4 separate regions of the Mus musculus genome follow, and regions 1, 2 and 3 are each linked to region 4. Evidence: chromatin loops called from intact Hi-C (ENCODE). Cell type or tissue: left cerebral cortex. All regions are shown on one strand.

Region 1 (8,000 bases), 1.8 Mb before region 4:
ATGCACATATATACTTGGGTACCCATAGCAAAAGACATTCTAATAGAGGTAATCTACCAAAATACAATAGAAAGTATCAGAGACTTAATTTTAACAGTAAATGCTAAAGTAAAAATTGGAGTAAGTCGAAAAAAGTCATTTTCATTGGAAGCAGGAACCAAATTATGAGTGTTGTGTATCTGAGATTATCATTAATTTTGAAGTCACTAATATAGTAAGATAGGAAGATGCAAGTCATAAAAATAATGAAATAATTATAGGGGATAAAAATGGTTAGAAAAGTCCAAGAAATTTGCCATGCTGATCTCTGTGATTTCTGAGAAATTGGCTCAGTGATTAAAGTTGTGAGTGATTTAGGAAAGATTAATTTTTCTCTCTGTTAAATGCAGAACAGTTTGAAAGGAAATTGGGAGACGTGTGACAGGAAATCGCACTCAAAGTAGTCCGCTAAGTACTTAGAAGTAAACTTAGCAAGAGGTATGATGAGGCCGATGTGCACGATGGGAAGATTTTCCTGAGACAGGAAATGTCGTTAGTCGGTGGAGAGGCGTGACAGCAGAACAGTTTCAGGGGCTTCTCATTTATCCTCCTTCTAAATGGCATCAGAACCCCAAGGGAGTGAGACCAACGAATGCTTTCAAAGTTGCTTTTATTAGAATGAATGTGTAAAAGTAGCCAAGAGAAATTCACACAGTAGTCATTGTGGAGAGAGACTTTTCCTTCTCATTGGTAATTTGCTCCAGGCCCTCTAATCAAATAGGAAGTCAGACACAGAGTGTAGACACATAAGATTTGTGTTTGGGAGCTTGAATTTATAGTATGTATTCCAACACACTCTTAACATATCCAATATGCATTTTATTTCACTTGGGGAAAGCTCTAGTAAGCAAAACTGGCTTAACTGGGCCATCCTCTTGCTTGAAAACGAAGTCAACTAACCCTACAAACCAACGAAAGGGAAAGTTCAGTAAACTCAAGCCCTAGGTACAAAAAACGAAGATAGAAAAGAAAAACACAGCCTTTTTAAATTGGGAACTGAGGGGAGTTAATATGATTATGCTTATAAAGGAATATTAAAGTCAAGGAGTAGAACATAGAGTAATTTACTGTACATGATCAGATGTACATGGTTTCAATTTTAGTAAAGGAAACAGATGTGTCAGGTGAACTTTTCTATGGTGTTGGTATCAAGTCCTGACCTTAGGTTTTCTTTTCTTTTCTTTTCTTTTCTTTTCTTTTCTTTTCTTTTCTTTTCTTTTCCTTCTTTTGTTTTTCTTTCTATTTATTTATTTATTTATTTATTTATTTATTTATTTATTTATTTATTTAATGTAAGTACACTGTAGCTGTCTTCAGATGAACCAGAAGAGGGCATCAGATCTCATTACGGGTGGTTGTGAGCCACCATGTGGTTGCTAGGATTTGAACTTCGGACCTTCGGAAGAGCAGTCGGGTGCTCTTACCCACTGAGCCATCTCACCAGCCCCCTGTTTTTGTTTTTCAAGACACAATCTCTCTGTATAGCCCTGGCTGTCCTGGAACTTACTCTGTAGACCAGGCTGGCCTCAAATTCAGAAATCCGCCTGCCTCTGCCTCCCAAGTGCTGGGATTAAACTCATGCACTATCACTGCACGGCCTGACCTTTTGTTTTTGAAACAGTTTTTGGTATTAACAGAGGTGAAGATCTCTGTTCATGGGCTGGTTCTATGGATTTAAAGCCCAGCTTGCATTTTCCCTTTATAAGTGCTTAATGACATACCCATTTCTGTTGACTCATGTGTCTGATCTTGTTCTCTCTGAAAGGTTCTTATAGAAGACTGTATCCCAGTACTGAAGATGTACGCCAAAGAAGGGAGAGAGTTTGATTATGTGATTAATGATTTGACAGCTGTCCCTATCTCTACATCTCCAGAAGAAGGTAGATTGTGTTCTATGTTTTTAGTACTCTTATATGTGCATGCTCGAATGTGGGCACACGTGTGTATGCACATTCATGTGCATATGTGAGGCCAGTGGTCAACATTGAATGTCATTAAATTATATTCCCTCTTAATTTTTTGAGAAAGGGATTCCTACTGAGTCTAGAACTTAAATCAAGTAGGCATTACTGTCTCTACTTCCCCATAGCTGGGAATGCAGACGGGCCTTACCGTGCCCAGCTTATATGTAGGTGCCTCAAAGCCTGCTTCTACAACAAGGCCACACCTACTAATAGTGCCACTCCCTCCAGGCCAAAACACAGCTTATCCTACAAAAGGTGTAAGAGTTTGTTCTGGAATGAACTATGAGCAGCTGTGGTCAGGGAATGTGGATTCAGGTTAGTGTAAGACTGTGTTCCAGTGTGGTAACGGTGTCATGGTTTTATAATTGTAGAACAAAAGAAAGTCACAAATCAAGGATTTTTCACATGCATTGGTGGCCACGTTAGGTGGGTTACAGTAATTCTGTTATAGAATTTGAAAGCTGTCTGAAGACATTCTTAGTTTTGGCATTGGTTGAAGCTAGATTGTTCCTCACTCAGGCTTTTTTATTTTTATTTTTTATTTTTTAAGAATTTGAGCTCCTCCTTTGTGAGCAGTCTTTGTTATTTACCTGTGAGTAGTACTGGGGATGGAACCCAGGATCTCCTGCAGATGAACAAGCTTTTCACCACTGAGCTACACTCCCAGCTCCTATGTTAAGTCTTTATTGGTGGTGTGATAAGTTTTAAATAGATGTGCACTTGATTTTGACCTTGGTGTTTGCATTGGTGTGTGTACAAACCAGCTATATGATTGTACATTATTATTCATGAACAACCTTTCAAGCTCAAGGTTCTTTAGATATTTTTTTGTATTTTATTATTTTTTTCAGTTAAAGTCTCATGTAGTGCAGGGTGACCTCAAACCTACTATTTAGCCAAAGATGGTCTTCAACTCGATCTCTTCTTTTTTATCACTATGAGTGGATATTTGATACATGAAAATCATATTTATAAAACAATCTTTTCCACATCCAGATTCCACATGGGATTTCCTCAGACTGATTCTCGACCTGTCAATGAAGGTTCTGAAACAGGATGGAAAATACTTCACACAGGTACACCAGTCAGTCTCCACCCTCTCTCCCTGGATTGTCAATAAGAATCAATATTGGCATGTTTGACTGCATGTTCTTGAATTTCACCTATGGCAAGAACAACGTCTTTGAATTGTAGTTGGTTTCTGCTCTGTCATCTTTTGAGATCATGCTGATTTTGTTGGCCCTGGCTGCAGTATGAGACTGCACCAGCAGGTGGAGACACAGACTGTGGTTTGTTGTTGGCTTTGGTTTGGTTTTGGTTTGGTTTTGTTTTCCCTTCCTTCCCCTCACTCATTAGGCTCATCTCTAGGGAAAAGCCCATTTAGCAGCACACTCTTGAAGCAGCCTTGCCACATCAGACTAATGTGAGCTGCAGATACCACATAGAAGCAAATTTTTGCTTCATAGTTCTTTTCATTTTTTAGGGTATAAGTTTGTCTTTGGTAGCTCTATATAATAGGTAGTTACAAAGCATATTGTAGCCGGGCGTGGTGGCGCACGCCTTTAATCCCGGCACTCGGGGAGGCAGAGGCAGGTGGATTTCTGAGTTCGAGGCCAGCCTGGTCTACAAAGTGAGTTCCAGGACAGCCAGGGCCATACAGAGAAACCCTGTCTCAAAAAAACAAACAAACAAAAAAACAAAACAAAAAAAAAAAACAAAAACAAAAAAGTTGTATTTATTCCTAAAAAGTGACCTACTAATTGTTAACCCAGTCTCATTACTTGGTACAAAAAATACTTAATTAATGACCATGTTCAGCTCTTATTCTCTGGTCTCTGAATTCTTCTGAGTTTTCTTCAGAATATTCCTCAGGAACACACAAACTCTAGCCCTCCCCTCATTTTTAATCTGAAATAAGTTTACTATTTTGATTACAGACCATCATAAGCAGATTTCTGTTCTCTGTCCTGTGTCCACAATCCCCACGACCTAAAAGGACTTTATCTTACAACCAATTTTATATATTGATTTCTCAGTAATTCATTCCATTAAAGTGTATGTTTTAATTTTACTAAATAGTCCATGCTCCTCCCCTCCCCTCCCCTCCCCTCCCCTCCCCTCCTCCCCTCTTCTTTTCTTTTCTTTCTATGTGGATGTTTCTGTGGGTATGCACATGTGAGTGCAGTTGCCTGCAGAGGCCAGAGGTTTCAGATCTCCTGGAGCCACAGGTCCAGGGGCTTGTGAGGCTCCTGTACTGGGTGCTGGGAACTGAATTCCATTCTCCTGCAAGGGCAACAAGTGATTTGAACTGCTCAGATATCTCTATAGCCCTGGTACAATTTAATGGACATAATTACTCCTTTCCTCCAACTTCTCTCATGTACACCCCCCTCCCTCACTTGCTTTCCCTCAAGTTCATGGTCTCTTTGTTGTTAGATACATACTTATCTAATATACATAGAGATAACACACTTACATACATACACATAAATAAACAGTCTATATGCTAGTTGCATATATATGTTTTCAGGGTTGAGTGTTTGTTATTGCATAAATAATTGGTGTGCTCTTTCCTATGTAAGACTGTTTTCCACTTTCATTATTTCTTAGTTCTTTGTTTAGAATTTGGGGCCCCATGAGATTCCCCCTTTCCCACTATCATGTCTATTAGTGCCATCGTCATTCAGGTGTTGTTTCAACAGCCACATTACTAAGGTATCAGGGGTGACACAGTTGTGTCACAGTACATTTTTGTCTGTCTCTTAAAATCTTTCTACACCTTTCATTTTGTAATATTCCCTGAATCTTAGGTTCAGGAGCTGTATTGTAGATGTATCAATTAGGCTAGTATACATTTTTAACTTGCATTTAATTTTTTATTTATCTATTAAAACATAAAAAATGATCAAAGAGTTACCATGTGATGTTTACCTACATGTATATATTATCTAATGTTTAATCAGGCTAAGTACACATGTCCTCTTCTGTATATATCAGTGTGTTTGTGGAGAAAACACTCAACTTCTTCCTTGTAACATTTTGAAATATACACTGTACAATCATTAGCATAGTCAACCCTATACTGTGTAATTTCGTGGCAGAAATTTCCTATTGAACTGTTACTTAGAACCTATCGATGAACTTCTATTGATTATTGGTCTATTTAAATATCTAGATGAGGTAGCGGTCGGTTTTTTCCGGAGGAAGTGTTTATCTGCACACTCTAGTTTATTCTGGCTATTTCATGGGATCTGAGAATAATGCTGCTGGAGAGAAGTTAGAATACCGAGACACTGAAAGGCCTAGCTTGTCCTGTTTTCCTCCTCTTCCCACTGGGAGCAAAGCCTGTGCATGCTTGCTAGCTTAAGGCAGGGTATACACACAGTTCCAAGTGTGCGTGCCTGTTCTGTTTGTCACTTCTTAATAAACAGCCTGTTTGTTTTGTGCTCCAGCAGCAGTGAGGATTGCTGAGGAGGCCTCACCGTCTGTGCTGTCTAAAATGTGGTCTGTCTGGCCCACTACAGAGGAGGTTACAGGCCTCTGTTTTATATAGGATATTGATGGTGGAACCTGCTCAAACAAGGCAGTGCAGATTCAATGACTTGGGCTTTGGGGAGCATACTTACTGTAGAAGTTCCCCTCAATTTCCACAACTAAAAGAAAGTCTCATGCAGTTTAATTGAGGAAGCATATGAGGCTCTACAACCAAATAGAGCCTTGCCAGGACTGGCTGAGGGCATTCTGGCAAAGTTCACTTAATGTGGAACCTCACCGTGCTTTATTATGTGCAGCAGAGCGGGGAGAAGTTAGCTAGACTACATAGGAAGGAGGTTTCTGCTTGGTAGGTTGCAGACATCTGGGAGGAAGAAGTTGTTGCTAATTTTGTATACATGGATCAGTCACTAGCACTCAGACCCCTGAAGGAGATGTTTCCATCTCTGTGAATCTCGCCTGGGGAAGGCTTTTCCATTCCCATGGGAGCAAGGCATGCCCATGTCAACAGTACTCATTCACCCAGGACTTCACTCAATACAGAGCTTCTTCTGTTTCAGTACAGAGACTGAAAAAAACCTGGGCATGATGACATCTGCCTATAATCCCAACTATGTGGGAGGTTGACGCAAGGGGATTTAAATATGGATGCTCTGTAAACCAGTCAGTTTAGAGTAGATGAGAGATGGCATTAGAAAGAAAGTATAGTAGTTTTGTTCTTTGCCTGCTATGGAGAACTTGTGTGTTAGTGTGGGCAACTAATAGAAGTGTTCCACAAGAGTATAGCATGTGCAAATACTAATGACTCAAACTTTGACAGTGTGCTTTTATGAACTGTTTCTTTCTTAACCCTCTAGATCACAAGTTCAAGGCTATGTTCTTTGCTAACAATTATTCAGAAGACATCACTGTTGAGAATGACATACATTCTGTTTTCTAATTCGCTTTCATTGGATATAGAAAGTGATACTGTTTTGTGATACCCTTGGGATTTGTCTTGTGTTTGGCTATATGTGTCACACACTGAAATTCACATGGACTAAGGAGCATAAGCCTTGCAGGAAATAAGTCACCACTATTCATTCATTCATTCATTCATTCATCCACTCATTCTTTTTTTTTTTTTTTTTTTTAGTATAGAGTTTATTCAGGGAGGGAAGTTAAGAGAAAGGCAAAAGAGGGAGAGATTGGAGAAGTAGAGGCAGGCCATGACCACATGGAGAAAAGGGTGGAGGGAATGGGGAGAGAGGCTGCACAAGAGGGAGAGGCAAGAGAGCAATAGGCAAGAGAGAGGGGCAAGAGTAAGAGCTCATTCATTCCTTATGATGATTTCCTGCCCGCTAGACAAGAATTCTACCTCTGACCTTTTATAGTTTATACCCTTAGACTATGGCTATGGTTTTATCACTGCCTGGAGACATGATAACTCTTGATTCTTGCCTTCTTCTTCTGCCCTTGGCTGGAATGTGTAACAGAAAAATAGAGAAGGTTAATAATGGGATGAGGATGTTATGTGGTGATTTGCAAAAACTGAATGTTCCCACCACACATTGCTGTGCCACAGTGGCAGATTTGTGACATCATTGGTATCACCCCGGGGGCTTGAAGACAGCCTTGTTATATCACAGAACTTCGGAGTATGCATTTTTGAGAGTAGAAGTAAGGTCCCGGGACTTGACCACCTACCTTCTGTCTCTAATCCCCTTCTTAAATCCCCCTACTGTCTGTTACATACAAAAATGGGCATGTAACACTACGGTGAAAAATGAAGCAAACTCTTGACCATTCCCATAATAATGAACTGTTCGTTATCAGTACTTTTTAGACATGTATAATCCACACTGAAAGTTACTGCTTTCTGGAAGTAATCCATTAGTATCATTTGAAAATTTTGTTTTTTATTAGGTGTTTGTGAGTATGGGTGCCTGTGGAGTGCAAAAGGGGATATTGAATTCCCTGGAGCTGGAGTTAAGCATTTGTGAGCTGCCTGATATGAATGTGGAAAACTGAACTCCGAGGTCTCTGTACTCCCTGTGTGTGTTCTTTTTTATTTTTAAATTTTATTTATTTTATGTATATGAGTACACTGTAGCTGTCTTCAGACACACCAGAAGAGGGCATCAGATCCCATTACAGATGGTTGTGAGCCACCATGTGCTTGCTGGGAATTGATTCAGGACCTAGGGAAGAGCAGCTAGTTGCTCTTAACCGCTAAGCCATCTCTCCAGCCCCTGGTGTGTGTTCATTCATTCATTCATTCATTCATTTATTTATTTATTTATTTATTTATTTATTTATTGTAAGTACACTGTAGCTGTCTTCAGACACTCCAGAAGAGGGAGTCAGATCTCGTTACGGATGGTTGTGAGCCACCATGTGGTTGCTGGGATTTGAACTCCTGACCTTCAGAAGAGCAGTCGGGTGCTCTTACCCACTGAGCCATCTCACCAGCCCTGGTGTGTGTTCTTAACCACTGAGTTGTCTCTCCTGCCCCTTTGCTGTCAT
Region 2 (8,000 bases), 1.7 Mb before region 4:
AGGCTGAACTTTAGACTGGTGTCACTGCTGTCCTAATGCCTGGGTGTGAAAATTATATATTTATTAATTTGTAATCACTTTTAAAATCAGGACTTTAAAAGCACTCCTTTGAGATTCCAATATGCACACGACAGTGGCAATTATGACTTAATTACTTTAACGGGATTATTTTTCTTCCATCATTTCATGTTCTTGTCACGCCTGGATCCCAACTTGAGCTTTCTCTTTCTTTTAGTGTTTTTACTAAATTGGAAGAAATAGCTGTGAAGCTCCCCCTTCTCCATCTGCTGTTTGTTCTTATTTACATACGGTGGAACTTAGCCCACTGATTTACAGCTCTGCTTCCCTTACAACTGTTATTGAACTGAAAACATAACTGAAAACTTATTAAACAGAGAGAAATTATTTTGAGGGAGTTTTATGCTGACAATTCCTTATAGAACAAAGTGGGTGTTTGGAAAGAATATTAACAATTGACCTATAGCTTCATGATCTCAAAAGTAAAGATAATCCTGGAACCAGGCTCCAGCGTTTGATTTTTTTTTTTTTTTGGCTATACCATTAAGGCAGTCAAGGCAATGTGCAGGTGAATAGGGTTCTGAGGTGTGCATCCAAACACAGCAGGGTTTCCTCGTGCCCTTGCAGCAACGGCTCTCTTTCCCCAGTCTCCTCATCCCTGTTATGGCCCAGCAGAGGTTGTCAGCAAAGAAAATATATTCTTAACATGGATGTGATCTCATTCTTTAATGTCTGGGGAAAGGCCTTTCAGAAAACTTCTATTCTACAGATGCTGCCTGTACCCAGCATTCTAGATCTGAATAAGACATTGCTGGGCTGCAAGGGAGGAGAGAGAGCAGTAGGAAGGGAATAGATGATAACTAAGCATTTGGTTTCACTACTGGCCCTGAATTTAGAGAGATTTGGGGGTCTTCACATAAATCTGATTCATGTTGGCATGATGTCCTTTGAGGTGCTGTATATCCCAGCATGATTCTCTTTTTAAACAACACTTCTTTCAACTGTTGCTCGCTTTTTTTGGCAATGTCTATCTGAAAAATCACAGACTGTGCTTTTGCCTGGCACTCTCTGGTTCTGATAAACTCTGTCTCTGTCTCTGTCTGTCTCTGTCTCTGTCTCTCTGTCTCTCTGTCTCTCTGTCTCTCTGTCTCTCTGTCTCTCTCTCTCTCTCTCTCTCTCTCTCTCTCTCTCTCTCTGTGTGTGTGTGTGTGTGCAAGTGTGGTGTGTTGGAACTAGGGATAGAACCCAGGGCCTTGCACTTGTTAGGCATACACTTTTTCATTGAGCTACACTCCTCAGCTCTTATTAAATTATGGAACTTGTACTGTCACCACCTTGCATCATCTGTTTACAGAGCCCCCCCCCTCCCAAAATAATGTCAGAGCATGAAATTGAACTGAAAGAAACACTGCCCCCCCCCATTTTGAACCTTGAAGTAATTTTCTTGTAACCTGATTCAGGTCAAGGAAACCTGGGCTGAAGTTTCTGGCTTTGACGCTGCTTCTTTGGGTATTTTCTAATAGATGGAAGAATTGATTGAGGGTGTTCGCTGGGCCTTCATTGACATGCTGGAGAAAGAAAATGAATGGATGGATGCAGGGACAAAAAGGAAAGCTCAAGAAAAGGTAGGACTTCTTTGGATGGAAGAAAAAAAAACCCACTGTTTAATGGATTTTCATGCTCGATGTTGACTGTACAGTTTATTTATTTATTTTTATTGACTGAGCTGTTGTTTCCAAATGACCCCAGAGGTAGGTGTGTGCTTTTGGATGAACACATAGATTTCATCACCAGGAGGTAACAGAAAATAAGATCTGACTTATTCTTTCCCTAACTGCATTTTCAAATGCCATGTAATTCAGCCTTTGTTTTACTCCTAATTGCAGCCTGTAAAAGCCACATGGCTTTCTGCCTAGTGAATTTTGCTATAAACCATCATTGGATATGGCAGAATGTCGAGCAGTGGGGAGCCACGGGAAGCAGCTGGCAGAAGGGCCCTCAAGTTGCAAAGGAAAAAAAAACCCATATTGTCCATGTGTCTTCTCCATTTGTGCATGATGTGTGCAAATGTCCTGAGGCAAATATTTTCCTGTAGTAAAGCACACATCTACTTCCTAAGCCAGCGTGTTCCACAAATGGCCCAAAGGGCATGCTTATAAGGTATGCATGAGTGATAGACCATGGCAGGTACTATAGACACTTGGTAAAAATTCTCTGATGGTATGCAGCAAAATACAGGAATAAACAGGGCAATTCTGCATAGCTATATCGTCTACAAATAAATGAGGGGGTCCACCTTGAGTTGGAGATATTCTTCTGGAGCTGAAACTCAAATGGGCAGGGCCAGAGCATGCCTTTACCATTTCGCCCGAGATTCTACTCTGTAACTGAGAGACTCTAAAATTAGGAACACTTCTTTGTAGACAAAGTTTTGAAATCTTTCTGATGATAGCAGTCATCAATGGGACATGGACATGCAAGAGCATGCTGGGCACCTTACTGGCAAAGACTACTTTAAATCAGAAGTCTATATACTTGTGATTTTAGCCATACACATCTCTGTCTCTCTCCCTCTCTTTTTAAATTCTAATACTTTATTTTGTATCCAAAAGCATGTTTTTAAACATCCCCTAGTGTAGGTATAACTCCCAGAGATGATTTTTTACATATTTCAGAGTTGACATTTTTAAAATAAGAAACCAAAGTAGAAATATCTGGAACATTTGAAATTTAGCACAAATTTAAAATCCAGAAATATTTCAGTAAAAGTGTATACTTCCATAATTTAAAAGACAATTTACTTGGTGATGGCTCTTTGAAAGGATGTTGATTTAATATAGTGTTTTTCTTCCTCAAGCTATAGTCATGCATATAGCTACATTGCTTTTCTTTTTTTCTGTGCACCATCTGTGTGATATATATATTTTTTTAATTTGGATATTTTATTCATTTACATTTCAAATGTTATCTCCTTTCCTGGTTTCCCCTTTGCAACCCCCCCTATTCCATCTCCCCTCCCCCTGCTTATATGAGAGTGTTTCCCCATCCACCCACCCCCTCCTTCCTCCCCCTCCTGGCATTCTCCTACACTGGGGCATCAAACCTTCACAGGACCAAGGGCCTCCCCTCCCATTGATGCCAGATAAGGCCGCTTCAGCTTCTTCAGTTCTTCCCCTAACTCCTCCATTGGGGTCCCTGTGCTCAATTCCATGGTTAGCTGCAAGCATCCATATCTGTATTAATTTTTTAAAAGATTTTGATTATTTAAATACATTTTATACATCAAACATATTAATAATATTTAATATTTTGAGAATCAAATAATACATTAAAATTGTTCAACTTTTATATTCATATTCATATTCTTTTTTTTTGGTTTTTGAGACAGGGTTTCTTTGTATAGCCCTGGCTGTCCTGGAACTCACTTTATAGACCAGGCTAGCCTCGGACTCAGAAATCCGCCTGCTAATTTCAAGCACAGTGAGAAAAATTATCAATAATATTTCCGGACAGAATAACTATTTTGAGATATATTTCATTGATATTTCTCCCTTTTCATTTCTGATTTTATTAATTTGGATACTCTCTCTGTGCCCTCTGGTTAGTCTGGCTAAGGGCTTATCTATCTTGTTGAATTTTCTCAAAGAACCAGCTCCTGATTTGGTTAATTCTTTGTATAGCATTCTTTGTATATCTGTATTCATACCCATCTCTTAATATTATCATTAGACACACTGCTTTGAGTCATTCCTTACACCAGTAATTTTGCCTTAGGGTCAAGAAGCAAGGAGATTCTCACTGTAGCCTTGTTGAAATAGAATTTCTGGGCAGTCCCCTATCTTCTGGCACAAGTTTTTTGTAGAACCTTGTTTGTAGTAACTCTTGAGATTGAGATACCTTATCTTAGATGTTTTAGTTAACAGGATTGAAAAGGCAGATGAGTATTTACAAAGAAGAAAGACCTTGAATAGTATTGGTGGTGGTCTTGGAAGAGGACAATGAGTAATTTTAAATTATTTTTCTCCATTCAAGATCTGTCAAAGCTGTTTTAGGTCATGTACACCACAGGCTGGAGGAGGTAGGAACATACGGGTTGTGGTGAGACACTCTCCATATGGTAGATGAAACTCTTGGCACCAACACCACATTGTTGTTTCTTGAAGGCTTGGTTAATTTAAAAGGTAGCTTTTGATGTGTGGGGCAGGATGTGTCTTGCATTGAACAGTTGAATGCTCAGTGTACTAGGTGCTCTTTGTTGTAGCTTGAGGTTCTAAACTATCAATTTCATAGGATGACTAGTGTGAAGAGAGGGAGAGAGATGGAAGGAAGGAAGGAAGGAAGGGAGAGAGAGAGAGAGAGAGAGAGAGAGAGAGAGAGAGAGAGAGAGAGAGCTATGAATGAGTGAGTTATGGATATTTGGAAGCTTGTAGTCAGCTTTTCAGAAATAGAAATTAAGAGTACTTCAAGTGCTTGCTGACATTCAGTTAGGCAAAGATTGTCTTGTAGCTGGGTCTTCTAAGCAAATGGTCCATGAGTCCTTCTTTAAGGAAACTATTCTCAGTCCTTCTAATATTAGACATGTTTCTGTTGGCCCTCTGGGTTGATCGCCAGTCTTTTATTTCATTTCAACTAGAACTGTCACTTTTTCCTTCTAAAAGTATTCTTTGAACACTCTGCTTTCTTTGAGCTGAGTTCAATCTGCCAGGAACTCCAGTAGCAGCTCTGACAGGCACAAACATCAAAGGCAGTCGTCCTTCTGGATCTCATTAGGCTCCCCTAGGAGGTATTGTATATTAAGGTTCAGAGAAGTCCCAGTAATGCAAGATAAGAAATGGGGTGTTGTCCAAGGATCTCCAGCAGTTCTCCCAGTCACTGCTAGCCCTAAACCCCAGAATACAAAGATTTTCTTCTCCTAACTTGAATTAACTCGCGATTTTAAAAATGACCTCTAGGTGGAGCTCACAGTACTAACAAAGGAGAGAGAAACTGCAGCCTTTTGTGTGGCTTTTCACTCTGGGATGGTTTTTGAGCCCCCCCCCACCCCCTTTTCCCTTTTGCTTTCCTCAATTTGATTGCCTTTTTAATAGTCAACAAGAAAGAAGAGGCTCTGCCTAATAATTCCTTGAGTCTTAGATGGAAATCTCTATCTCCCTGCTTTGTCTTTCTGATATGGAGAAGCTGCTGCATTAAGAGAGGATTTGCCTGCATTTGAAGTGGAGGTGAATAATTTGCCTTCTCTTCCTGGTATGACTTGGCACTGTTTTTTGGACATGTGCTGTACGCAGTATATCACCCAGGCGGAAGATTTCTCATCAATAATAGTGCCCACACTGGGCTGATGCTGAGTCACTTGGCTACCCATTGGGAAAGCTGGAAAAAAAAATGTTCTGATTTGTGAGGGGCTTAAAGCTTTTCTTTCTCTCACCATGAAGCTCCGGACTGCAGCTAATTAAAGTGCCACCTAAGATGTGTTGACCTCAGCTTTCTTTTGTGACCAAAACTACCAAACTGAGTGATAGGGAGACTCATATTCGCAGTGGTCTGAGGGCCTTACCTCTTGGTTTTTGTGACAGTGACCCTGTCTCAAAACAGAAGTGTGTGAATGGGCTTTGTTGTCCTCTTTGCTAGGAGTGATCACTGTAAAAGATAAATGAGGATGTCTCTGCTTCCTTGAAGGGTAAATTTGTTATCTCTGTCTCCCTGCCTTTTCCTGCTCCTCCCTGGAGAGAGGTCATTGGTACTTTTGTGTTTTGAAACTCACCGTGTTGATTTCAAGTGGAAATTTAATATTGGGAAATAAGCACCCATTTTTATTTAAGATTCTGCATTTCCTGCAAGCATGTGCTCTTTAAAAATATTTTTTGAGGTTATAATATAATTACATCATTTCTCCCTTCCTTTTCCTTCCTCCAAACCCTTCCAGTATCGTCTTTGTCACTTTTTGTCTTTTTCTTTCAGCAAAGAACAAGGATGCCTGCTGTTTTTCTGGTTAATAGAGCCTTTGAATAGGCATATAGTGATAATTGGGTGATTTGGGGTGTCTTCTGGAGGATTTACAGTGTCCGGAACAGAGGAGGAGTCCCCCCAAGGTCACTATGGAAGAGACTCAGGCTGCCTTTGGTCTCCCTGGCCAGTTCTGAGTCAGATGTGAGGAGCAGCTTCCTGAGAGTGGCTCAGACTTGTTCCCCAGCTGAATTAATCACCTAGCTCAGTGCTGGACCACCTCTGAACTGTTTCCTTGTGCGCTTTGCATCTGGGGTCGAAGCTTGTCAGCCCATGCCCAGAGAAAAGAAATACCAGCACGGAAGACCTGGGGAGGCAGTGTCCTGAGGGTGGCATGAGGGAGTAGCTGTGGCCTTGGCCACAGCAGGTACAGAGAAGTTGGCTGCATGTTCCCAACTCCTTAGGCATACGACTCCCACGCACAGGCTTCGAGTGAGGTAGGAAGATTTCCACTGCAGAGAGCAAAGCAAAGTGCACCTCACCTCTCTGCCTTTATCACTAAACTCTGCTAATCCCAGGCACTGCAGTGTGCATAGCATACAGTCTGTACTGACCAGTTAGGACCCTGACTACCACCCTCGGAGCCCATGTTTCTGAGGGTGTGCTTTTCCACCTGAGGCACTTAGGAGCTTGTGAATAGGGCACATTTCCTCACACCTGCTTCAAGATCAGGGGTGGGGTGAGTCCTTACTTCTTCACTGCATCCCTGTCTGACTTCTAACTGCCTGCCCCTTCATTCTGCCCAAAGTCTTTCTTGTCCCTATGGAGTCTACTGTGAGTGGCACTGCATCCAAAAGACTCACCATGCCATCATCCTTCCTCACTGGCCCTTAGCCAACAATTGTTGGAAGGCGGCTAGTGCCTGCCCTTCTTTCTCCTGCCTCTCACATGCCCTATAAATGTTCCTGGGAGCTTACCCCGTGGGCTTGAGCTTTCTGGCAAAAATGCCCTTTGCTGCCTGCCTTCCTTTCCCTTCTTGCTTTTGAAGACCTCTTTCTTTGACCACCCCCCACCCCTTTCAAACACCGTGTGCTTTAATCCTAGTCTCTAGCTCTGTCCCTAAGGAGACCACTAATGAGGACACAACCTCTGCGTTAGGTCCTTTTCTCATGCTTCCCTGCCTTTAAGACAATAGTGCATTTCATTGAGTCGGGTTACCAGCATCCTCTCAGCAAACTCAATGCCACAAGCATTTGTAGCACACCAAGAATGTGCCAGGAAATGGGCTGGGAGCTGCAGATTCTGGAAGGGAGGGGGTGATCAGCTGCAGTTCCTTTTCTTCACGTGCTTTCACATACCTAGGGTGACACAGGGATGCTACGGAGGCTGTGCTGGTGGGGGAGGGTTATTTAATAGAGAGTCATGAAGTGGTCCTGGGGGCCTAGGAAGTGAAACTTTAGGAGCGGAGGCAGGCTGTCTCTCAGGGTGCTAATCCTGCCCCTTCCTCTCTTCCTTTGTCATGACCTTGTTAGCTTATAGGTGAGGCTTCTTCTGAGCTCCCCATCACTTGGTACTTGGAACAAGTGCTCCCAGCAGTGCTCCTCTCCCTTGGTATGTTTACTCCTGCTGCACTACACAGTTTCCATTGGAATAGGTTTGGAGAGGAGAGGAAAGGCTTCAGCCAGGATACCTCATGCCCCTATTTGTTATAGCTTTCAGTGTCTTTGCAGAATGTCGAAGAATGCAGTCATTCTGCTTCCTGCATCTACTCTGAGTATTCTTCAGGGACAAAGAGCGTGCAAACTGTGACCTTGCTCTGGCTTCTAGTACTGAGCTTACAGCCACTGTCTCTCCACCCCTGTTTAGGTATCTTCAAGTTTTTGTCTCACAGTCATCCAGGTGAAGGTGATGTTCGTCTTCCTTATATCTCCTCAGCTCAGTGCTGTCCAAAGGAAGGACAGTATGGAGGAGAGATATATGGAGGCTGACTGTATTGTAAGCCATTTTTTACCTCTTGGGTGCTACATGACCTTTTGGAG
Region 3 (8,000 bases), 190 kb after region 4:
TAGTTCCTCCCCATACTTGCCACCTCACACATTCCATTCAAATACATCTCCTTACATCTTTACAAAAATGTCTTTCCAAAATGGAACCTTGATATCTTCTTCCTTGTTAAAATTTCTTGAAGCTTTCTAAGGTCCACAGGAGAAAAAAAATGTCTTCCTAGTTAGAAATCATAAGGTCTTTCAGAGTTTCGGTGCTTGCCATCTTTCTTCTTCAATTCAGTCTACAAACCCCAGTCAGATGTCAACAACTTTCCTACTCATTTTGTAACCAATTTCAGTCCAAAAATGAAGTAAGGCTCTCTTTCCCTATATCATATGCCTAATAGTGTTACAATTGCTAAAGTAGATTACAATTCACTAGTATAGATGTGCTATTCTCCTAAAAACAGCTCTACAAGGAAACATCAATGCTTCAATCTAGACGCATAACACTTGCTCCCAATCAACAGATGATGAATAGATAAATGACTCAAGTAGAGAAGAAACTAATTAAGCCAGCAATGGTTATTTTCCCAAAAATTCCAACTAGACTTCTTAATTGTCCCAAATGAGAAAAATTCTACCAGTCATTATCAGTTGAGCAATGAAGATCACCACATTGTCATCTATTGTAATAATAACTATAGAATAAAAATAAAATCTCAGTACATATCCGTTTCTCTGAGTAATAACTCTGAAAACAAGCCATGAAATTTTCCCATTAAAAAAATTCCCCACAATAATTTCTCCATCATAGTAATAAAATTCTGGTAAAGTCCATTACCATTTGTTTCAGATGGGAATGAGTTTGCAGCTTCAAATGTTAAAAGTCTAATGAAGAAGGAATCAATAAATCCAAAAAGAAAATCTCTGCCACATTAAATACTACAACATTTAACATCCTGGAATATTCCTGTCCAAATAGTGCATGCATAGTCCTTTGATATTTAAATAAGTTCAAATTAAATAAGATGATGGGTACATTACACACACACACACACACACACACACACACACACACACACAAATACCCTCCAATCAGACCACTAGAAAGCTCTGTCAGGAGCTGGAGAGATGACTCAGTGGTTAAGAGCACATTGTTCTTGCAAAGGCCTCCTACCTCCAAAGTTTGGAAGTTCACAGCCATATGTAACTCCAGGGAGATATGGTGCCTATGAACCTCTAAGGATACATGCACATATTGACAGACAGACACACACACACATATACAAACACACACACACAGGAGAATTTTAAAAGAAAATAATTTTTAAAAGGAGAGCTCTTTATACAAAAACCTTAGATTGTATACCTTTATGTCTCAAAATTTATTCACAAAATATTAAATGGAACCTAATAAAAGAATGACACTATTAATCTGTTCATATAAAAGACTGATTCAAAAGATATAATTACTACTGTCCTTTTTCAAATTAAATTTATTATTTCTGCTATGTGTTATCATCGTTTGTAAAGAGGATACAGACCAGCAGTATAAGAAATATCCCTGAGTAAGCTAGTAGCTATAGCTAACTTGGACTCTGACTGAAGACAAAAAGAGAAACCAAAAAAATTGTCTGAACATTTCAAATGCCACAGAAGTGATGAAGACCTAAGTCAAATGGTAGTCATTGCCCCAAAAGACCTGAAAAAGTCATGCAGTGCTGCTGAGTACTGAGAATTGTCAAGCAATTAAATACTTGCCAAAATTGAGCTTTTTCTATTTGATTCAAGTTCCATTTTACAATTTTTCACATGTTCTCTGTCTCATTTATTTGACAAATAAAATTGTATAAATTTGTTGTATATAGCATGGTGTTATGAAATGTGTGCACATTTTAATGGCTACATCGACATACTTAATATATGCTTCAGAAAATATTTGCTGTGCTAGGTAACTATAATCAATATATTACAGTCCTTAAAATTGCTGTGCTGTCACAATAAAAAGAACAGTGTATTAAGCTGTTCTACTATGTTTGTCCTTCTATGGTCCAAGCATATTTTACCTGTTTGTATTTCCAAAATCAATGGTAACCAAGTGTTCTAGCCAGGGCACACTAAAATTAAGTTAATAGAAGGAACATTTACTCTCCAAAGGAACTTTTCAAAGCCCTGGTCAACATGAAGAGGAACAAGGTAATACGGAAGCAGTTATGAACCACTAGATCTAAAGAGAGGGAGGGAGTAGTTTCCAGAAACCCAAACAGAACTTTACAGGAAAATTGTTGATACTTAGGAAAACAGAATTGACAAGAAAATGTCTTCAGCTTGTCCAAGGAAACCATAGATATGTAACCTAATACTTCTCTGTCTCTCTGTTTCTCCTGTCCTCCCCCTTGTGTGTGTGTCTGTCCCTTTCCCTACCCTCCATACCTTCTCCTAAAGCATCCATGAGTAGATGAAAACAGGGTCTCTCTGATGAAGTTCCTATAGACCAGTATCCTGAGCAAAAAAAAAAAAAATGGGATATAAGAACAGAATAGCTCTACAGGTATAAAAAAATCCATATTTTATGGGGTAACACTTAACTTTCTCTCATTTGTCATATACATGTATCAGGTGAGCACTCTATTAAATATACAGCTAATTGTACAAGAATGGTAGGGACCAGATAAACGAGATTGAAGATGAAGGGAAAAATCACAAAAGCAAGACAGTTTTCTTCGAGGAAATTAAAAATGCAAGCATGTTTCTAACCAGGGACAAACACCCTCAGTAACCTTACCTACATTTGGCCTGTGGAGCAGAGACAGCAGTTGCGTAGAGGAAGTTTGGGAAATGCAAAATCTCTGGCCCCACTTCAGACCCACTAATTCATAATTTACTTTTTCTTCTTGTTTTTGTTTGTTTGATTTTGGTTTTGGCTTTGGTTTTTGGTTACTTGTTTTATTGGCATATGCTCATTGTTTATAGTAATGGGTTTAATAATGGTATTTTCATTTAAGTAAATCACTTATTTTGATCTAATTCTTTCTTCCCCTGTCTCTCCTATTCCCTCCCACTAGTCTCCTTTTCCCTGAAATAAATAAATTCTACTTTCATTTCCTATTTGATTTTATGTACCTATGTAAAATCTATCATCCACAAATGAGAGACATCATGTGAGCCTGAATTACTTCACTCTATAATTTTGCTACACATGACCAAATTTCATTACTTATGGCTAAAATATACTTGATTATATACAAATGCCATTTTCTTTATTGATGCATCTTCCAACAAACAGACAAGCTGATTTAACCAGATGCCCTGGAGCCTACTGTGCAGAGTAAAAGTTAAGAAGTTCTTCACTAAAGACTGTGTAAAGCTACTCAGTGTGAATCTAGAAATTTGGAATAATTAAAACTAGAGGGATTTAACGCAGGAAATACACAAACATGTATTTAAGAAGGGCATTCAAATATCATGCTAGAGAAAATGTGATGTGTTTTAATCCCATCATATAGCCAAATGTCAGCACAGTCAGTAAATGGATATATAATATTCATTACATATCATCATGAAAAACAGATAGTGAATATTATCCCATTATTAAAAAGTTATTTCACCATGCAAGAAAATTCTACAGCTACCCAGATTCTCCCTAACAATTCTGCAAAGAAAGGACAAATCCACTCTGATTTAGATTGGAAAGCTGCAGCTGCCGTTTTGTGCTTTGCCGTCTTTCTCTTTTTAATACAATTTTACCTTCTATTTCTGTCCCAAGTCTGGCATTTAATGGGAGTTCAGTAAATACTTTTTGATTGATTGAAGCCCAACTGCTTTAAAATTGCGTGCTAAACTGTAATAATAAATCAGCATCAAAGGCTAGTTGTCGATTGTCTCCTAGTTAGATTAGAACACCATCTAGTGTTTCTTAGGAAGATACCCTCTCCTTTCTCTGTATGAAACGGTTCTGTTCCAGCTAACCACTCTGCCTCGCTTTCAGGCATTACTGCATCTATAATGCAGTCTTAGCATTGTTTCCATCTGCTCTCAGCATACTTCAGTTCCCACTTTGAAATATCAAGAGCACTTTCCTTTGACATTAAAAATACTATTCTCCCTCAATAGCTATACAGGCCAGCCACTGCCTTCTTTTACTTCGGTTCTCACCAACTCAGTGCACATTGTTCTAACTTACAGGGTAGATGCCTGTATCTGAGGGCTTTCTAAAGACCCCAAAGCTTATAGCACACCAGATTTAATATCAACCTTGTTCCCAGGGCCCCAAACCAATGAGTGATGGAAGATCAGAAATAAACACCCTAGCTTTCTTGCTCCTTCAGAAGGAGATTCTATTTTCTAGAATTTCAAGATTAATGGAATGTCTGTCTTTTGTCACACTGGTGGTTTTTTGTTGCCTTCTCTTCCCCATCTCCTCTATCATCCCCCTCAATCTGGGTATACTACTTGTTCTTGAGAAAGGTGTGCTACTGATGAAACACTAAGACATTATTACTATATGATATCACACTCAAATGTGTTGGCTAAGAAGATGACAGGAACGATATGTGCCATGACTATTTCACCACCTGCTAACATCCTTCAGCTTTAGGCCATGATTTTATCACAAGAATGTTACCTGAAATTCTAATCTTTACGTATTTTCCTCATTGACATTTCCAATGCTATCCCAAAAGTACCCCATACCCTCACCCCCACTCCCCTACCCACCCACTCCCACTTTTTGGCCCTGGCATTCCCCTGTACTGGAGCATATAAAGTTTGCATGTCCAATGGGCCTCTCTTTCCAGTGATGGCTGACTAGGGCATCTTTTGATACATATGCAGCTAGAGTCAAGAGCTCCGGGGTACTGGTTAGTTCATAATGTTGTTCCACCTATAGGGTTGCAGATCCCTTTAGCTCCTTGGGTACTTTCTCTAGCTCCTCCATTGGGGACCCTGTGATCCATCCAATAGCTGACTGTGAGCATCCACTTCTGTATTTGCTAGGCCCCGGCCTAGTCTCACAAGAAACAGCTATATCTGGGTCCTTTCAGCAAAATCTTGCTAGTGTATGCAATGGTGTCAGCGTTTGGAAGCTGATTATGGGATGGATCCCTGGATATGGCAGTCTCTAGATGGTCCATCCTTTTCTATCACAGCTCCAAACTTTGTCTCTACAACTCCTTCCATGGGTGTTTTGTTCCCCATTCTAAGAAGGGGCAAAGTGTCCACACTTTGGTCTTCGTTCTTCTTGAGTTTCATGCGTTTAGCAAATTGTATCTTATATCTCGGGTATCCTAAATTTCTGGGCTAATATCCACTTATCAGTGAGTACATATTGTGTGAGTTCCTTTGTGATTGGGTTACCTCACTGAGGATGATGCCCTCCAGGTCCATCCATTTGCCTAGGAATTTCATAAATTCATTCTTTTTAATAGCTGAGTAGTACTCAATTGTGTAAATGTACCATTTACACAATGGAGAAATTATAATCTTTATACTTTAATCTGCTGCTCTATTGCCTACACCTAGGAGACTGCCAACAAATTACTTAACATTGGTATTGGGCATAAATATATATTAATAAAGATTTTATATGCTGTGGTGGTTTGAATATGTTTGGCACAGAGTGACACTATTAGGAGGTGTGGCCTTGTTGGAGGAAGTGTATCATTGAAGGGGTGGGCTTTGAGAGACCTTCCTCCTAGCTGTACAAGAAACCAGTTTTCTCCTTGTTGCCTTCAGAACAAGATGTAGAACTCTCAGCTATTCCAGTGCCAGGCCTGCCTTGATGCTGCCAGGCTTCCTGCCTTGATGAAAATGGATTGAACCTCAGAACCTGTAAACAATCCCCAATTAAATGTTGTCCTATATAAGAGTTGCCTTGGTTATGGTGTCTCTTTATAACAATAGAAACCCTAAGACATGCAAATATTAATGTCTAATACTCTCCATTATGAAAACATTTTTAGAAAGACACATGCTCCACTATGTTCATAGCAGCCTTATTTATAATAGCCAGAAGATGGAAAGAACCCAGATGCCCCTCAACAGATGAATGGATACAAAAAAACGTGGTACATTTACACAATGGAGTACTACTCAGCTATTTTTTTAAAAGATTTATTTATTATTATACATGAGTACACTGTAGCTGTCTTCAGACGCACCAGTAGAGGGTGTCATATCTCATTATGGGTGGTTGTGAGCCACCATGTGGTTGCTGGGATTTGAACTCGGGACCTTCAGAAGAGCAGTCAGTGTTCTTACCCACTGAGCCATTTCTCCAGCTACTACTCAGCTATTAAAAAGAATGAATTTATGAAATTCCTAGGCAAATGGTTGGACCTGGAGGGCATTATCCTGAGTGAGGTAACCCAGTCACAAAATAACTCAAATGATATGTACTCACTGATAAGTGGATATTAGCCCAGAAACTTAGAATACCCAAGATATTAGTTACAATTTGCAAAACACATGAAACTCGAGAAGAACGAAGACCAAAGTGTGGACACTATGCCCCTTCTTAGAATTGGGAACAAAACACCCATGGAAGGAGTTACAGAGACAGTTTGGAGCTGAGACAAAAGAATGGACCATCTAGAGACTGCCATATCCAGGGATCCATCCCATAATCAGCTTCCAAACACTGACACCATTACATACACTAGCAAGATTTTGCTGAAAGGACCCTGATATAGCTGTCTCTTGTGAGACAATGCCAGGGCCTAGCAAACACAGAAGTGGATGCTCACAGTCAGCTATTGGATGGAACACAGGGCCCCCATGGAGGAGCTAGAGAAAGTACCCAAGGATATAAAGGAATCTGCAACCCTATAGGTGGAATAACATTATGAACTAACCAGTACCCCGGAGCTCTTGGCTCTAGCTGCATATGTATCAAAAGATGCCCTAGTCAGCCATCACTGGAAAGAGAGGCCCATTGGACATGCAAACTTTATATGCCCCAGTACAGGGGAATGCCAGGGCCAAAAAGTGGGAGTGGTTGGGTAGGGGAGTGGGGGTGAGGGTATGGGGTACTTTTGGGATAGCATTGGAAATGTAAATGAGGAAAATACCTAATAAAAATATTAAAAAAGAAAACATGTTTAGTAAACTCAAATGTATATACTTCTGACTTACTACATCATTGGAAATGTTGTCACTAGATAAGAATGCCTTAGAAATTTGAGCATCTGAGTTTAGTTGTATTAAGATGATTATGTCTAAGATTTGTGTTTCACATATTAACTATACTTAATAAAATTATTGCAAACTATTGTTATGGAATTTTAATTTTACACCTAAAGCTTTATGCTTTTTTGTTTATTTGTTTCCCTTCCTTTTCTCTACAAAATAAAATGTGGTTTTCAATTGAACTTACTTTCAAATTTTGTGTTTTTTCTATCACTATCAATAACTTTGAGCTGTCAAAGTGTTGTAACATGAGATGCACTATCCTAGTCACAGAATAATGTATGTATGATATTAACAAAGGAAAGTGATAACTTTGGAATACTATGGGTTGAATAAAGCATGTACATTGTCTCACATGAGCTACAAAGCCTTCTAGATACCAAAAGCAAGACAAACTAGGCATAGGCAGCATAGACCAAATGTCATAGTCCAAAAATCGCTCTATTCAGATATACTCCAAAAATCAGGGGGTTCATTATAGTGATTAGCATTTGGCACATAGTATCTTCCTGGGTCAGGAAAGACCTGTGAAGCCCAGGTTTAGGCCGAACAGAGGACAAATCTATAGTCACCAGGCAGCAGATTAGCAAGGATCAGTTCCAGTAATTAAATAGAGCAAGATTATTGAAATCTGAGACACATGCTTCCAAACATAACCTAACTACATATAATATACATGTAATACTCATGTGCAAATGGTTTGGATTTAGGACAAAGGTTTATTATCTTGTTCTGAGCTATTTCATTCCTTAGGGTTAAAGCACCTTCAGAGAGCATTGAGTTTCAGAGGTACACTTCAAAACACAGAAACACTGGTTGCTCAGAAACCCGAGTCTTATGAACATCACATATCTCAAATTAGTAATTCTGCCCTGAATTGAACACAAATAAAA
Region 4 (8,000 bases):
AGATTATACATTATGAACACAATCTTCAGATCTTCCATTTAGTGTTATTTATAACAGAATTGTTTTAAACTCTTCTCATAAAATTTAGTTAGATGAAGGAATTCTATAGCATTATTAGGATCTTTTTAGCAATATTAATTGACATGAGGAAATGTTCATGCTTTTAATAGAAAAATAATGACCCATACTTGCTATCCTTAATGTTTAAAAGGAACATATAAACAATATGCATATATTTCAATGCCAAACACCACCAGGACTACACTACTACAGGCTGCATTTTATTATGGAGATCTAAGGGACAATTCAATAAGAAAGTATTACATAGAAAATAGATGTTCATTATATGGTTTGACAGTTTAGGTCAGTCATCGTGCAGGAATAGTTTCTTGAGTGGGCGTTTTAATTAGCCTTTATCTGGAGAGGGGTTAGGATAATAGTTTAACTGATTTGTTTTTGAAAGACCACAATAGTCAATTTGATTAACTAGACTAATGTCCTTTTTGCTCACTTATTGTGGGCTAGACACGATTCATGTTTTGTCTGTGTTCAGACATGATTATGGAGTTGTCCTCATTTGGTCTTAATCCATTCCAGTTACACAATGCTCTTATTTGACATTTGTGTTTTGGGAAATGGTTTATGTTCACAAAGAGAACACCAAAGCTTAGATGGTAGTACCAGACCAGCTCTTATCAACATCAAGGCCATCTGTAAACACTAGGACAGTTCCTAGAATCAGAGAGTGATTTTCTTTCTCCTCTCTCACACACACCCACACAAAAAAACTTTAATTATAATTGTTATCATTTCTTGGGTGTTTGTGATATTTTAAGTACTATATTAAACACTTTATATCCTTCTAAACTACTTAAATTATTGCAGGAACTCCATGGAGTATATTCTATTATTATTCCCACTTCCCAGAAAAGAGAACTGAAATAAAGGATAAGTTTATTCACCTAATAAATGGGCAGTAGTAAGGAGTGGAGCAGGTTTCAGCTCCATAGCTATAAATGCTACAGACTTACTTCACTATTGTGTTTATGTAGCAAGTAATTTTTAACAGAGGTTACCTTCAAAGGCAGTGGCAAAAAGGTGTTTTCCTTCTTTTATTATTTTCTAAATTGTACATTAATGTGCACCAATACTTAATCAAATAAAGAAATCATCTATGAATGGTGATAGAAGCTCGGTTCCCAGTGTTACTGTCCCAAATACAAACCAAAATCTTTAGAAATAGCAATGCTTCCCTAGAAGGCTAAGTGTAGATAAACAGTGCACAACACACACACACACACACACACACACACACACACACACACACACACGGAGAGAAAGGCACACTTTCTCCTCTCCTGCGTTTCTCCTTTCCTCTTTCCCCTTCACATCTCTTTTAGCTTGATTTAGACAATACTAACTGTATTGTCTAAATAGTAAAAGATAGCTGAAGATTCAGTATCAGGAAGCTTTATCTCTGCATCAAAGCAGGAAAGGTAGAAGTTCGCCCTTGGGCTAGACAAGAAGAGTTGGAAGAGTGAGATGGCAATGTCTTGGTCTCAAAGAAACTGATCTATCCCACCCAGGACAGCTGGGCATTGCAGTGTCTCCTGCTCTAATATTCAGCCTAGGCACTGCAGAGAGAGCACTGGTTCTTTAGTCTGCATACAGGTTGACATTAAAACAAACAAACAAACAAACCAAAGACAAATGGGATGAGTGCTAAGCAAGGTTGTGAGGGAACTATTTGGAAAGACAAAGATTTCAAAATGATAAGAGCTTCTCCCAAATGTTAAAGCTTCCCGAGTAGACTTGATTTCTGTTCTCCTACTTTTGTTCCAGCGGTATACAGCACCAGTGTATATGTAACAAAGACAGATGTTAGGTCTCTTGACAGGTGCCCACCCACCAACTGGAATTAGTTTAGTGGAAATGAGCTGGGTTCCTAATATTCCTGCTGCCACTCCCACCTAGTGCACTCTTCTCTCTTTTTCACAGAACTAAGAGCTACTCAGGGCAGCCACCCTGCGTTTTAGCACCTCAGCAGTGTGAGGGGGCGGGGGAGGGGGTTCCCAACACCCATGCCCTTGCAGGAACTTGTGCTACCTCAGCGCTTGCAGGGGCACAAGTCAATGAGGCTTTTTGCTCCGCGATCATCGTGAATCAGCAAAGCGCTGCAGAGCAGCAGCATCTCAGGGAGCTGAAATTAAGATGCTGGGGGAAGGGCACAAATGGAATGTGGCAGGGGAATTTCTAGCCGGCTCCGTAAATCCTTCCTAAGAAGGGCAATATAGAGTGAAAGGCGGATGTTGGCTAGAAGCTTTGGGGCTTGGGTGTCCCGAGGAGCCTTGGGAAAGAAAGCTGGGTGGCGAAAAGCGGGGACAGGCAAAGAGAAAATCAGCAAGAGACAGGTGGAAGAACCTAGGAAACAATCTCGGGCTGAACTGGACAAGTGTGTCCCCAGAGTGGACAGATCAGCAGTTGTAGCCATTGCTGAAGGAACATAGATGTGATATAGGGAAAGGAACAAGAAAAAAAGAAGAAGAAAAAAAAAAAGGATTTCAAGGTCCAGGACTTTTTTGTCTCCAATGCACAAGTTCTCAAGTTCAGTTTGAGAAGTAGAGGGTGTTGGGGAGTCTAGGGGACAGGGATTTTAGGAAAATGCCTCTTTCAGGTGCTTTTTCCCACTCCTGCTGAGCTGTCTTGAAGTGTCTGTGTCTGGCTCTCTGGCTCTCTCTATCTCTGGCTCAGTCTGCATCTCTCCCTAACTCCCTCCTCCTCCTCCTCCTCCTCCTCCTCCTCCTCCTCCTCCTCCTCCTCCTCCTCCTCCTCCTCCTCTTCCTCCCCCACTCTTCCCTCTTCTTTCTGCTTTGATTAATATGCATGTCCATGCTCAGTTGTGTGGCACACTCAAGGGACCGCTCCTACTGCCACAGCCACTTCCCATTTGACCCTTGGTACTTAGAGGTCGAGCAAACAGACCAGCGGTGTGGAGTGGGCTGACTAAGCTGTTGGAGCTGTGAACCTGAGGACCCTTCTTTGTGCTCTGGTTCCCACCCCAACCTGGCAGGACGGGGAGCATCAGTGACCCAGACTCCGTGGATCCCACTCTGTCTGCATTCCAATGGACGGACCCCGGGGCTCGGAGCGCGCAAATAAACGCGCTAAATTGTACCTGTGCGTGGCCGTTCCCGCCGCCGCAGGTCTGTCCCAGGCCGAAGCCAGCGTCCGCCTTCTCGGGAAATCTCCCGAGGGGAAGTGCGAGGGGGAACCACAGTGGCTGCCTGCTAGCTATGGCTGGCGCACACACGCACAAGCCCAACTTTGCCAAGCCTTCAGAGCCCCTCTGGCTCCCCCGCGCCCCCTGCGGCTCGACATACTCAGAGACCAGTACATCTCTTGTTCTGATATAAGGGTCCCCGTACTCGCACACTGTCGCGCGTGGAGGAGGAGCAGGTGGAGTGAGAGAAGGGGGTTAAGTACTGACTCCCCGACCAGCATTTCCCAGTCTACACCCGCAGGGGGGCCCGCACCAGCTCCACCGCACCAGATCCCCCAGACCTGCCAATGACGACAGAGAGAGGAGGAGGAGAAGGAGGAGGAAAAAAAAGGCAGGGAGGGAAAAGAGGAGCCTGGAGACAGACAGTTCCATGGACTGACCGAGTGTCATTATCAGCACTTTTCTTATTGGGGGACAGGGTGGAGAGAGTGGTGAAGGGATTGCACCACTGCCCAGTTCAATCCACTCTGGAGCGACCCTAAAATTGGGACTTGGGAGGAAGATTGTCCTAGAACACATTTGGGGTGGACAGCCTCCAAATGCACACAGGTCCCCTGTGGTGCCCCTGGAGCTGCAGTGTTGGGGAGATCTTAAAAGGCTCTTACTTGGGAGGAGGCGTGATTTCCATGCTCGAGCGTCTCGGTTCCCCACCCCCTCTCGGTAATAGCCAGTGCGCGCCACCACCTGAGCCTGGCAAGAGCCGGGGCGCACGCAGTCTTCAGCCTGCGTCTTTCCGCGTCTGAAGAGACTTGGCTCAAAGCGGGTCTGCCCGACACCCCCACCCTACCCCCTAACGGGAGAACTCTTATACTTTATTTTGTTTGAAAAATCCGGGACATCTCTTTATTTATCTCTGAGTCTCCCCAGAGGAGGCCAGGGGAAGGGGAAGGGGGTGAGCCCGCTTGGCCGGCCAAGCTGAGGGAGGGGGAGTACACTGAGAGGAGGGGACTGGGTGTAGCCTGGAATTCTCTGTCCTCGTGTTCCAGGCTGGCGCGCAGAGTCTTCTGGCGCTAGCGCCACCACCACCACCGCTCTCCGCGCCATCCCGTCGTTGGCTTCGGGGATCCGGTGAGTGGGGTCATGAGGAGCCGCGGGGGCCGCTCCCAGCCCCGCCCGCTCTGAGCGGGAACGCGGCAGTGTCGCGTGTCGCCCCCCAGGCTGGGAGCCGGCGGGGGGTGGGGAGGTCGCCCCGGGTAGGGCGGGGTGGGGGCGGCGCGGAGGCCGCCAAGCTGGGGGGCTCTCCGGGCAGGCGCGGCAGCGGGCAGGAGGGCGTGTCTCCAGCCGGAGGGGTCCCTCCCGAGGCGCGGCGCGGGACTCCCCGATGGTGGTGCCGCGGCTCCAGGAGAGCTCAGGGTCTTGCCTCCGCCGCCGCCGCCGTCGCCGCCGCCGCTGCGGGCGCCACCACCACCACCACCACCACCGCCGCCGCCGCCGCCGCCGTCGCCCGAGCCCGCGCCGAGCGTGCGCCTCGCCCTCCTCCCGCGCCCGCTCTGCTCTAGGATGCTGCGGCAGGTTCTGCACAGGGGCTTGAGGACGTGTTTCTCCCGGCTTGGCCACTTCATTGCCAGTCACCCGGTCTTCTTTGCTTCGGCGCCGGTGCTCATCTCCATCCTGCTCGGCGCCAGCTTCAGCCGCTACCAGGTCGAAGAGAGCGTGGAGCACCTGCTGGCGCCCCAGCACAGCCTAGCCAAGATCGAGCGCAACCTAGTCAACAGCCTCTTCCCGGTCAACCGCTCCAAGCACCGGCTCTACTCGGACCTGCAGACCCCTGGGCGCTACGGCCGGGTCATTGTCACCTCCTACCAGAAAGCCAACATGCTAGACCAACATCACACGGACCTGATCTTAAAGGTGAGACCAGGGCGGGTTCTGGCAGCCCCTGGCGCCGCGGCTGCTCTGGCTGTGCTGGTTCCGCGCGGGGTCCCGGCTCAGAAGCCACCTCTAGTGTCCCGGGCAGTGGCTCCCACGGGGGCTCCTCTGCACTGCGCGCCCCTAGGCAGCAACCTAGAGTCTCAGAGTCTCGGAGGCAGGAAACGTTCAGGTCCGGGTCCTGGCTGGGCCCTGCCCTCCCCGCCTCTGCCGTAACCCCGCAGCTGCTGCAACAGTTGGGGCGGCGGCGACTACGGTGCTTTAGTGCGCTTGTTTTGGTCGCAGTGGGCTTGGGGGCAGGGAGGCTTTAGGTTAACTGGGCCAAGAAGAAGCGGAACAAGAGAATACATTCAAGAAAGTCCCGCTACTTGAGAATAGAATACTATTCAGGAGGAGGGAGGTGAGGTTCAAAGACACCATTCTCTGTTCCCGTTTTTTTTCTTCTCTTTTCCTCTAGTCGCTGCACCCGAATTGTTTTTGGATAGGTTGCTGTGGGTAGTAGGTAAGGGACAGAGGACTGTGAGTTGGCATGGTGAGGAAAATAACACCCACCCACCCCCAACCAAAGTGCGGTTCCTGATGAGGACCGGGGCGGCCACCAGACCACTCTTCCAGGATCAAGGTAGCCATGTCTGTGTTTGAGAGTAGGAAATGGTGCTTGTAACTCACAGTTATTTCATCTTTCACAGTACTTTCAATCCACTTAAACGCAACTTCTTTGGGGAAAGACAGAACAGGTTGATATACTTTTATTGTTTCTTTTTTTTTCTTTTTTCTTTTTTTCTTTTTTTGAACGCGTGGTTGAAGGGCAGATCCAAAGCCCGGAGATTAGGAGCCAGGATGTGACCCCAAGAAGATCTCAGGAACACAGAACAGAAACCACTTGCCCACTTGTGCCATCAGCCCGAGGTGGGAATTTGCTGTGAAAAGTGAGGTTAAAGGTGATAACTTTCAAGAAGTTCCTAAGAAAAGCCAAGGAGTGAGGACTGGAAATGGAAAAGTGAAGAGATCATAGGAGGAAAAAAAAAAAAAGAAAAAATAAATGAAAAGGGAGAGTGAATCTAGGTGGAGACTATGGGGTTTGTTTACTTCAGCTTCTGCTGGGGAGGGGGTGGGGCAGGACCCAGTCCCAGCTGAGATGCTGAAGAAATGGAAAGTGCTGATTTCCTGTGGGGTCTCTGGGTCTGGTGGAAGGTTAGATTCCTCCTTTTCCCAAAGGGAATCTACTAGAGAACCTGGGAAATTCTTTACTCTGTCTCTTCCTCTCCAGGTAACCCTGTGTCCCTAGATAGAAGCTCGTTTTCCTCTATTGTTTCCCTCTCTGTTTGTTGACATACTATCCACCAGCAATTAGTAAAGGAGGAATCTGGCTGGGGACTGACTGGAATTAGAACATTTTCACATTGAGTGGCTTGTGGTATTTTTTTTTTAACGGCACACAAATCACTAGACATATTCACTTATGGCAGAACCTTATCAACATTAGTCTTGAAATGCTCCCCACCCCACCCCCTGAGGTTGTTTTTCAACATCAAAGTGGGTTTTCACCCCCAAAACTTCAGAGCATCTATTGAGATACAGATAAATAAATACTGTTAGAAATGCTTTATCAAGAATGTGTGTAGTTGAACTGTCACAGGCTTAAGGAAAGTATAATGGAGCAAGTCTGGGCATTTGGAAATGCTTCATGTTTTGTAGATGATCTACTAAGTTGTTTATCCATGGATTTTTCCCTCTGAGATGTTTCCATTGGCTTTTTTTCTCCCTCTCTAACACACCATCATGCCACTGTGACAGGCAGTCACTAGTTACATTCACTGTCAAGGTTAATGAGACATCAACAGGCAAATCAGATATTTTTGCAATTATGTTCTTTTCTGTTTGGTTTTAATCAGTCCAAGACAAAAAAGGGAGGGCATATTATAAAAAGGCTGGGACTGGAGAGAAAGAAGCTGGCTCTGCCTACATGTCAAAGGACAGTCTTGAAGTCAGTGGACTGTTTCAAAAAAAAATGGGATGATTTTTCATGGTTTGGGTATATGGGTAAAAACAAATCAAAGTCAAATAGTGGTCAGAAAATCATTTCGAAGTGACAGCTCTCTATTCAATCAGTGCATATAGTTTATAGTTTATAGTGATGCATACTTATGAAACATAGGAAATGCCTTTGATCTATAAATTGGGTATCCATTTTATTCTTTATACACTCAACTCACCCCCTAGATTTGTTAGGTAAGGAGCAGGGGGATAGAAAAAAAAATGGTTCTTCAGTAGTCATGGTAATGTAAAGTGTGGGAGTGAGCTCCCCCCCCCTTTCCATTTAGAGACATTATGACTTGTCCTTTGCAAAAGATATTGGGAATGAAATTCTTACTGTTACTGCCACTACTAGTGTGATTCTAATACTTTGTTATTAGCACCAAGGACAACACTACAGATTTTTAACATTATACACTACAACTAAAAGCCCCTGGGTATTTTATAGCATCTCATTTGAAGTTAAATGAGTGGGCAGAGCTTGAGCAGAGCTTGAGTTTTCTGGGTGCTGCCAAACTGGAGGAAGCAACTTGTAGGACTGCATAAGGCAATTCAAGTGTAATGTTTTTCTTTGCATAATACTATTCAATGAAGGATACTGTTCTTCATATATTAAAACAGCTACTTGTTGACAAAAAAAATTACAGACTAAAGGTAGTTATGACAAAAAAAGGTTGACTTTTAAAATGTAGTTAAAAGAATAACAGGAAAAATTCTGCTTGAAAATAACATTGATCCTGGTTCAAAGGTGCTTTCTCAAATTTGTGAAAGTGATGTGATTATTTTACTGTGACCCTGTAGTAAATAATTTGAC

Evidence for each region. Peaks named below come from ENCODE experiments on the same cell type or tissue, not always from the same donor. Only the 100,000 strongest peaks of a DNase experiment are listed, where the experiment ranks them.
Region 1: a loop joins it to region 4, with 4 times the contacts of the local background. A loop is called at or near these places in 5 of 42 quality-filtered maps.
Region 2: it touches region 4 in a loop (5-fold over the local background); 5 of 42 quality-filtered maps call a loop at or near these places.
Region 3: it touches region 4 in a loop (2.7-fold over the local background); 2 of 42 quality-filtered maps call a loop at or near these places.

Annotation. Positions count from the first base shown.
Region 1 is chrX:157,449,913-157,457,912 of GRCm38, reverse strand. It overlaps Sms (spermine synthase), which reads left to right. Exons shown (of 11, transcript NM_009214.4): 8 at 1,805-1,919; 9 at 3,000-3,079. Among named protein-coding and RNA genes, the nearest start is that of Gm24281, 23 kb to the right of the region's middle. In left cerebral cortex, a CTCF peak has its summit at 3,255 (motif pointing right); DNase peaks (open chromatin) are centred at 3,280 and 6,004.
Region 2 is chrX:157,304,512-157,312,511 of GRCm38, reverse strand. It overlaps Phex (phosphate regulating endopeptidase homolog, X-linked), which reads left to right. Exons shown (of 22, transcript NM_011077.2): 12 at 1,542-1,643. Among named protein-coding and RNA genes, the nearest start is that of Gm25795, 8.9 kb to the right of the region's middle. In left cerebral cortex, a CTCF peak has its summit at 4,961 (motif pointing right); DNase peaks (open chromatin) are centred at 4,959, 5,257, 6,435, 6,863 and 2 more places.
Region 3 is chrX:155,428,900-155,436,899 of GRCm38, reverse strand. No RefSeq gene overlaps it. Among named protein-coding and RNA genes, the nearest start is that of Gm39545, 78 kb to the right of the region's middle. In left cerebral cortex, a CTCF peak has its summit at 3,831; DNase peaks (open chromatin) are centred at 3,686 and 3,835.
Region 4 is chrX:155,620,091-155,628,090 of GRCm38, reverse strand. It overlaps Ptchd1 (patched domain containing 1), which reads left to right and starts at 4,764. Exons shown (of 3, transcript NM_001093750.1): 1 at 4,764-5,131. The coding sequence starts at 4,781. Gm15155 (a long non-coding RNA gene) reads right to left here and starts at 3,555. Exons shown (of 4, transcript XR_387096.4): 1 at 3,176-3,555. In left cerebral cortex, a CTCF peak has its summit at 3,390; DNase peaks (open chromatin) are centred at 5,582, 6,535, 6,783, 7,606 and 6 more places; H3K4me3 peaks cover 5,087 bases; H3K27ac peaks cover 2,445 bases.